Regions from separate parts of the Homo sapiens genome. Here region 1 is linked to region 2. A link is a contact called in ENCODE Hi-C data. All regions are on one chromosome and are shown on one strand. The core of a region is the stretch at or near the end of the contact, and the rest is flanking DNA. Distances in the headings are between cores, read along the strand shown.

What was found. A loop is a pair of places that touch in the nucleus more often than their neighbours do. Pooled maps may share reads with other maps.
Region 1: a loop to region 2 is called in a map of naive thymus-derived CD4-positive, alpha-beta T cell, with 5 times the contacts of the local background. The contact joins the promoter of MOCS2-DT here to the promoter of LINC02106 in region 2. A Hi-C loop is called at or near these places in 1 of 168 maps with a recorded cell type or tissue (naive thymus-derived CD4-positive, alpha-beta T cell) and 5 of 50 pooled maps.

What each region holds. Positions count from the first base shown.
Region 1 is chr5:53,108,592-53,112,694 of GRCh38, forward strand. MOCS2-DT (MOCS2 divergent transcript) reads left to right here and starts at 1,251. Exons shown (of 2, transcript NR_104654.1): 1 at 1,251-1,557. It overlaps MOCS2 (molybdenum cofactor synthesis 2), which reads right to left and starts at 1,166. Exons shown (of 7, transcript NM_004531.5): 1 at 660-1,166; 2 at 1-52. RefSeq lists a silencer at 905-1,194.
Region 2 is chr5:50,968,059-50,972,173 of GRCh38, forward strand. It overlaps LINC02106 (long intergenic non-protein coding RNA 2106), which reads right to left and starts at 2,129. Exons shown (of 2, transcript NR_104653.1): 1 at 1,865-2,129; 2 at 1,159-1,519. RefSeq lists an enhancer at 1,609-2,130.

The DNA.
Region 1 (4,103 bases), core at 1-2,500, 2.1 Mb after region 2:
CTGAACGAACTCCTGTTATTTCAGCACTTTTTGCAAAATACAATACTTCAACCTGAAAGTAAAGAAAATGCTTTTAATAACAACTCATACTCGTTTTCTGACTGTCAATGTTGAGCAGTTTTCTCATTTTCCAAATGTATTGCTTTAATCAAAGACAAATTTTATAAAGAAAATTAAATAACCCGTAAAAAATTTCAGTATACCTACAAGTTCAAATTCTGAAAACTTGTTGTTTTAAATACAATTCAGACTAATTTCTGGATGCCTTTTAGTTTTACAAACTTAAGTGTGCCATCATTAAAATCCTAAGTATTTATCTTCTAGGAAAACATGTTAAGCCTGCCTTAATTGACATAAAAGTATAGCACCTTTTATAAATATGTAAGCAAAGAACAAATGTTTGAGTCAAGAGATGAGTTACACAAATAAAATAAATGAATAAATAAGCGAAAAACCTGTTTCTCACGGTTGTCAAATGACCTTAGATTCCGGTCTGTATAACATCGTCCCCAGACGCTAAGGATTAAGTTATGCAACATAGTAAATCTGACATTTACAGAAGCAAGTAGGTTTGAAACACACGACAGACTGGAATTTGCTAGAACAAACTTGTGCCAGCAGCCTGGTATGTAAGGGATCCGACGAAGTAAAATAGGCACCTGTCACTCCGTGCAAACAACTCTTTACGAAATAATTACAGGTTTGCAAATGATCAAGGGTGTAGAAATCCACAGATGAAGCACAGTTCTTCACAAGAATTCTCCATGAGGTGCATTTCTTTTTAGATTAAAATTTTAGCTTCATCAAAACGAATAATCTGGGAAAGAGGTGGTCATAAAAGGTGGAGGCGCCTTCAGAACGAGTCCGTCCTTGCTGCCGTGAGCTGACAAGAGTTCTCGGAGAGGACCCGACTTCTGCTGGGGCAGTCGCAGTAAAGCCCGGAGACAGGAAGGGCCCGGGGGCGGGGGCGGGGGCGCCCCCGAACCCAAGACGCCGGCCAGGTTGGGGGCTAGTGGGGAGGTCCGACTGACCAAGGCTGGGTATGTGGAGGGAAAGGGCGGGAGAGACACGTCGAGGAGGGCTCCGCACCCAGGCCCGCACGCACACCCGCCACCCTTACCTGGCACAGCGGCACCATCCCGCCTAGGACAGCGGGACCGAATCACGGCCGCAAAGGCGCAGGCGCGGGCTCACCCGGAGCGCAGGCGTAACCCGACGGCGCTCAGCCCCCGCCTGCGCCTGCACGGAGCATGCGCACAACCAGCTCCGCCCCGCGCCGGGCTCTAGCTGTTTCCCTCAGGCGGCCTGTTCCACGCCAGGATTAGTTTTGCTTCGCAGATGGGCCGTGGTGGTGAGAGGAAGCAATCAGTATGGAAATGGAGAAATGGCTTACCATGCATGTCCTTCTCCCCAGGAGGGAGGTCGTGGTGCAGGCGAGCAGACGCCAGACTCCTGGACACTTGCCGCCTGCGTTATGGAGGCTTAGCTAATAACCTTGCAGGGGTCTTCAGGCTTTTCCACTGGCTCACCTTTAGGCTTCTGACACTTTTACCTACGGTATGTGAACCTCGAAAATTTGAGACAGGTCTCAGTTAACTTAGAAAGTTTATTTTGCCAACGTTGAGGACATGCCCGTGACACAGCCTCAGGAAGTCCTGAGGACATGTGCCCAAGGTGGTCAGGGCACAGCTTGGTTTTATACATTTTGGGGAGACAGGAGACATCAATCAATATGTAAAAAGTACATTAGTTCCTTCCAGAAAGGCGGAGACCGTTAAAAGCAAGCCCCGCCCCCCCCAACTGGGGGCTTCCAGGTAGGTAATAGACAGTAGCATTCTTTTGAGTTTCTGATAAGTCTTTCTAAAGGAGGCAATCAGAATATGCATCTATTCTTTGTCAGCAAAAGAGGTGACTTGGATAGAATAGGAGGCAGATTTGCCCTGAGTAATTCCCAGTTTGAAGGGGCCCAAGATTTTTTTCTTTCCCAGGTATATGATTAGTGTTTCTTAAAGACAGAATATCCGCCTGGTCAGAACATTCGAACTGTATGACTTTTCCTGTTTATTGGCTGCTCGGTAATTGTATACTGTCCGTCCAACTTTCCCAATTCTTGCCAACAAGAACTCTTGGCTTTAAATTGCTTGCGTCGTTAAGTGGATGTAAGTTACACGTCCCTTTCCTTGGAGCTCACAGTCCTGGGTAGGAGAGTTTTAAATATGAATGATAATTCCCTGTAATACTAAGGATCTGTGTTACATTTCAAGGGTGGAAGGGGAAAGTGGTTGTGTCACCTGGGGAGTGAGAAGATGCTGAGAAGGTAAATCTGCTAGAATGGTGGCAGTAAATGACAAGAGTGGGAGTAGAGCACGAAGAAATTTCACTTGCCTCTGACAAGCCACAGGGATATGAAGAAGCATAATAAGTTCACAGAAGGGCAAGTAGTTGGCAAGGCAGGTGTGCCTCCAGCAAAGGAGGTGATGAGAAGTGAGGCTGGAGAGTCCTTGGTAGGAAAAATTGACAAGGAGCAATGAATACCAATGTGTATCCTGGTAAAGTTGCTAAACATAAAGGATAAAGACTATATTCACACCCAGGCATAAAAACAAGGGAATGACAATAGTGGCCTTAGACTCCTCAGTGGCATCTGATGGCAATGTGCAGTGTGTAAAAAAGGCTGAGAACAAAAGCATGATCCCATAATATTACAGCCAAACTGGTGGGGCAGGATTCTCCTAAATCAGCAAAAACTCAAAAAACACAATACCCAAGAACCCTTCTTAAAAATCTTTCTTGGGCAAAAAGTCCACTCAATCAAGAGTAATCAAAGTAAATAACTCAGCAATAAAGGTATTAATATGGGAAAAATGAAAAACTAAAAAAACTGGCATTGAGATTTTAACCCATTCAAACGTAAAACTAAGATATCAATTATGGGATATGATTATAAAATAAAATGTAAATGACATCAGAATATTAAAAAAAAATGGAAACTGTCCAAAGTGGGAACATATAGTTACAAAATATCAATTCAGGTTTCTTAATATTTTTCATAATCTTCTTTATTTTAGAAAATATTTTAGGAGCAACTATCTTTTACAAATAAACAATAATCTGATGATTTATAATCCTATCAGTTTCACCAGTTATTTTGTTGATAAATTCAAGTAAATATAGGTCAATAATATTGCCTTGCTTTCATTTTTTTATTTTCTAATTCCTAATGAGGTGAATCTTTTCATATTTTCATTGAGCACTTATACTTCTCTGTGAAGTTTCTGTTCACATCGTTTATTCATTATGCTGTAGATATGACACAGTTCTTTTTTTTTTTACAAAATACAGCCCCATCTATAATTTGTGGATATGCAAGCAAAACTGATACCAAAATATTCCAGGCTTATTCCATAGGCTTTGATTTTACTTTTCTTATGAATTCATTAATTAAATCAGTGAATCATCACAATGGTATATAAATTATTTTAGTAATAGCAAAATGACTTTATGAACATTTGCATTTCACTTAAGCTACAATTTTTTGTGAAAACATAGTTGGAGCCACCATTTTCCCAGTTATTTTTACCATAAGGAATCCTATTTGGTTAAGAAAAAAAACAAGTTGAGGCAAAAACATTTCCATTTTGTTTTCAGATTGAAAAAAGACGAGATTCCATGAGACTAGAAATGTAGGAGCATCTCAGACCTTCACAGAACGCTCTGTTAGAAGATGAGAAACATAACGTTGCTTGTGAGAGGTGAAGCCAGCTGGACTTCCTGGGTCGAGTGGGGACTTGGAGAACTTTTCTGTCTAGCTAAAGGATTATAAGTGCACCAATCAGCACTCTGTAAAAACACACCAGTCAGCGCTCTGTGTCTAGCTAAAGGATTGTAAATGCACCAATCAGCACTCTGTAAAATGGACCAATCAGTACCCTGTAAAATGGACCAATCAGCAGGACGTGGGCAGGGACAAATAAGGGAATAACAGCTGGCGCCCCTAGCCAGCAGTGGCAACCCACTCGGATCACCTTCCATGCTGTGGAAGCTTTGTTATTTCACTTTTCACAATAAATCTTAGGGTTGCTTACTTTTTGGGTCCATGCCAC
Region 2 (4,115 bases), core at 879-3,378:
CGTCTTGAAAGGTTTGTTTTGGTATAAGGCAAGGCTGCCAATTCCAAATACAAACAGACGGACACACACTGTGTGTATCAGATGTTGGGAATAAAAATGGTTTATTGATTGAAATAATAGAGGCATTATTTTGATTTGTCTTGACATGGACGCTGATTTATAGAGCTCTTCCCCCAGTGATTTCTTCTTGTAGTCCAGACACATGGAAATGATAAAAATCTCACCAAAGCTCACCTTGGTGCTAATCAAGACTGCTCGATGCACGTTATAAATCTGATACAATATTTATTGCTTATCTGTATTCGAGGGGTTAGTCTCCATCCTAGGATTGTCCCTTTCAAAAAAAATTTTTTGGATGCATCTGTTTTCACTTTGCACTTTCAACGGGCTGGAGCAGACAATAGTGTGAAAAACATCTGAAAATATGAGGCGACAGAGCTGCATGTGTGTTTCATTTCTGCGGTGTTAGGGGAGAAAATAACAAAAGAAACACACACTACAACACACACGCACGCACGCACACACACACACCGGCCCAGGACCTCAGCACAAAGGGCGCGCTGACCCAGCGCTAACACACAAGACAAATTAAAGAAAGGGGCAAATCGGAGGAGGGGCTAAGGCGAGGGTCCAGGCATTTCGGGAAAAGATCAAGGACAAGGAGAGTTAAGAAACTGACCGTGGGCCAGGGAAGACCGGAGAGAGAGAAAGTAAAGTGTCCAGGACTGGAACTCACGTCCCTGAGGCAGGGGACAGTAAGTTTGCTTGTAACACAGACAGTTTTCCTTGACTGCAGGAAACAAGAAAAATAGTAATCATAAAACAAGCACAAATCCCCCAAACATCAGGGGGGTAAAACCCCCATTATTAGCCATCACAAACCAAAACCCAAACCGAGTCTTTTCTGCTGAATTGCTGCAAGATCACAAGAGACCAAGAGATCCGGAGTCAGGCTGTGAACTTGGGAAAGATAAGTTGCCCGGCGAGGTTGGAGGTAGACTGAGGAACGCCTTTTTTTGTGAAGGACACAAATATTTGCAGAGTTTAAAGCTGCAGGAATACAAAAGCAGGAGTGAGATTATCTGATTACGGATACAGGATGTCCGAGTTGTTGCCTCCCAAAAACGACTGCGTAAAAAAAAATAAATAAAAGGCCAGTTCGAAAAGTGAAATTTTAATATCAGTGAAAGCATCGGAGGGACTCGGATTGAACGCGGCAGCTCCGGAACTGGACAACAGCTGCGTGGTGCAGCCAATCCCGGGGCCTGTGGGAACGAGCGACCGATCTCAGGACCACGCGGGCGAGAGCAAGGAGCCTCCCGGCCACACAGCCACAGGCGCTGCGGAACCCAGCCCGGACTCTCCCCGGCTGGAGTGTGCGAAGGGCTTCCCGCCCAGGGGCCCAGGGTGGTCTTAGTGAAAAAGGGATGGCGCTGCAGCACTGACCACGTTGCCCTGGTTTCTCCATTTCTCCTTCCCAAGTCTCTGCCTCTGTTTCCCCATGACCCGGAGGACGCGCCTACGGAAGAGACGTCTGGTCGAGGGGGTGCCGGGGAGCGGAAGGGGGAGGGGAAGGTCTCATCCCTGGGACGCTGACACCCCCCTCCCCGCGGCACTCCAGCTCCGAAGAGCGAGCTTCGGTTCCGCCCGCCCTCCAGACCATTTGCTTATTCTCACTATTGTTTTAATTTATTGTGCAGCCTGTTGCGCCGCGGGCCCGGCTGAGCCATTTGGGGCCCTCTAGATGCCCTGCAGGGCGCCTGTCTCCGGACGACCACCACGCAGGAGCAGCGGGGGCACGCGCGTGTTTTCTTGTGGATAACTGCCTCGGACTTGGCGGGGCCGGTCCCCACCTGAAGCTCACCTCAGGCAGTCGCTAGAAGTTCCAATCCAATCGTGAGCTTTCCTCTGGGAGGGACAGGATCCCCTTCAACTCCTGAGGCTGCTCCTCTGGGCGAATCCCACAGTAATTGCGCATTTCTCTCCCTTTAGTGCTTTGGAAATTTAGAAAGCGCGCTTTCATTTGTACATCGCCTGCCGACAGCCCCTTTGCTGATTAGAGAAGCCTTGTTCCCCCTCTCCACGCGTACGCACACTCATTTTTAGTTTTAACAAATGATTTAAAAATCAAAACAAACCTCTGAGTCAGTCCGCCCAATTTTATGCTCCATCTCCTCTGTGTATGTGTTAGATTCTCTCTGCCAATCGATGGGAAAGAGCATTTAGGGGCATTTGCAATTTCCTTTGTCACTTGCCACTCTGTGCGTATAGATTTTACATATCATTTGTTTACCAAATCAGTTCGTATTTTCTTAGCCCAGGGTTCAGGATTTTGCGTTTGTGGATTAATTGCCCAGTACCCAAAGGGCAGGACAGTCAGAGGAGCCACCTGATGCAAGAAGGATCAGCTCACGTTAGGACAAAACAAGGAGGTTGTTGTGAGCCCTTCTGCGGGCTCTGAATTAACTCAAACAGCCCTTCCTAGGACTTGTTAAAAAGACCGTACCTTGAAGGGATAGTGTGGTGCCTAATGTCTGCTAGCCTATAACTCAATGCATTACAAGGTCATTTTTGCCCAGCCCAAAGAAACTGAGTAAATCCAATGTCCCTGGTTGAAGATAATACGTAGTCACTTCATTTCTGGCCATATGGTGCCTACCTGCATTCTAGTCTTGAACAGTCTCAGGTTCCTTACTGGGTCTCACTTATTGATTTTTTTACTAGATTACATCATAATTTAATATGGCTGAGTGATGTGGAGCTTGTGGATGATCCTTTTATTGCCCTGATTAAAATCCACACAGTAAGAAATTTTTTAAACGGAGGTTGATGATGGAAGCTTCCTCAATAAGTATCCTTCAGTCAAGAAATGATTGAGCTTTAAATTATAAGAATCTCAAAATTACTGTGCAAGTGTTTGGCAATCAATTTCAGGTTTTCATGACAACAGGAGCCTAGGCCATAGGATGGCAAACTAAATTCAATGATCACTTGTCTGCTTCTGCAGATAATCTTAAAGGAAGCTTCATTACAATTCACCCATCAAACAACTGGCATCTCAAAATGCATCAAGAGCTTTGTCTATGTAAGCAGACAGCACATTCTATGGCATTTGAATTTTATAAAAATAACTAGTTAAAAGATATATTTTGAGGTCAGGCTTAATTTTTGTTTGGACCAATTTGCCTTATCATTTATAAAGGTATCCTTAGATGTATGTCGTTACACCAAGCTTTCAGCTGTCTCTAAGGACACATTAAGGTGAGGTGGTGCTGCTGTCTAAGATTCTAAGGACAGCATTCATGGGTAAACAACAGACAAGTCCTGTGCCCTTACCATTACTTCAGAGCACAGCAGTTCCACTGGATTCAAGGTGGCTTCTTCCTACTCTTGTCTTCATTATTGAACATAATTTGATCTTATTTAAGATGATAATAAGTTCCCTGACAGTCAGAGCATGCTGGTCAGAGCAATGTCTCTTTCTTGTGAATGAAAGGACAATTAATAGGAAACTCTGTTGGTCTTCTATATCGTCTTTGTTAGGATGTGGGCAGAGTGAGTCAATAAATAGAATTTGAAATAAGCAACACATATTTGCCCTCCAAATCTTAAGCTATAATTCAATATCTAATGGATTTGAGGAAAGAAAAAAGAGGTACCTGGTCTTCTGAGCTGATAGAGGGTTAGATTATAACCTGATTGAAGGACTGGCAAAAAGAGTAATAGACACAATTGATGGTGTATTTTCATTCAACCACCAGCTAGGCAGAAGAGATGTGGACCAAGGAAATTCCACCTCAACTTTCTTTATTCTGATTCCATGTTCACCAAGAAACTTTCTGATTATAATTGAAATTGCTGTTTATATCTGCTAAGTAATGGGAATGTATTTAGGTCTCTGAGATCTTTTTTGTGTATATATATATATATATATATATATATATATATATATACACACACACACACACACACATATATACATACATGTAAACACACAAAACGTTTTAATCAATGGATTCTGGTCTTAATCACTGTGGTTAAAGTGATTTTGCTCTGAGAGACAGTTTGCTAAGAAGTCAGGTTTCCGGCTAGGTGTGGTGGCTCACACCTGTAAT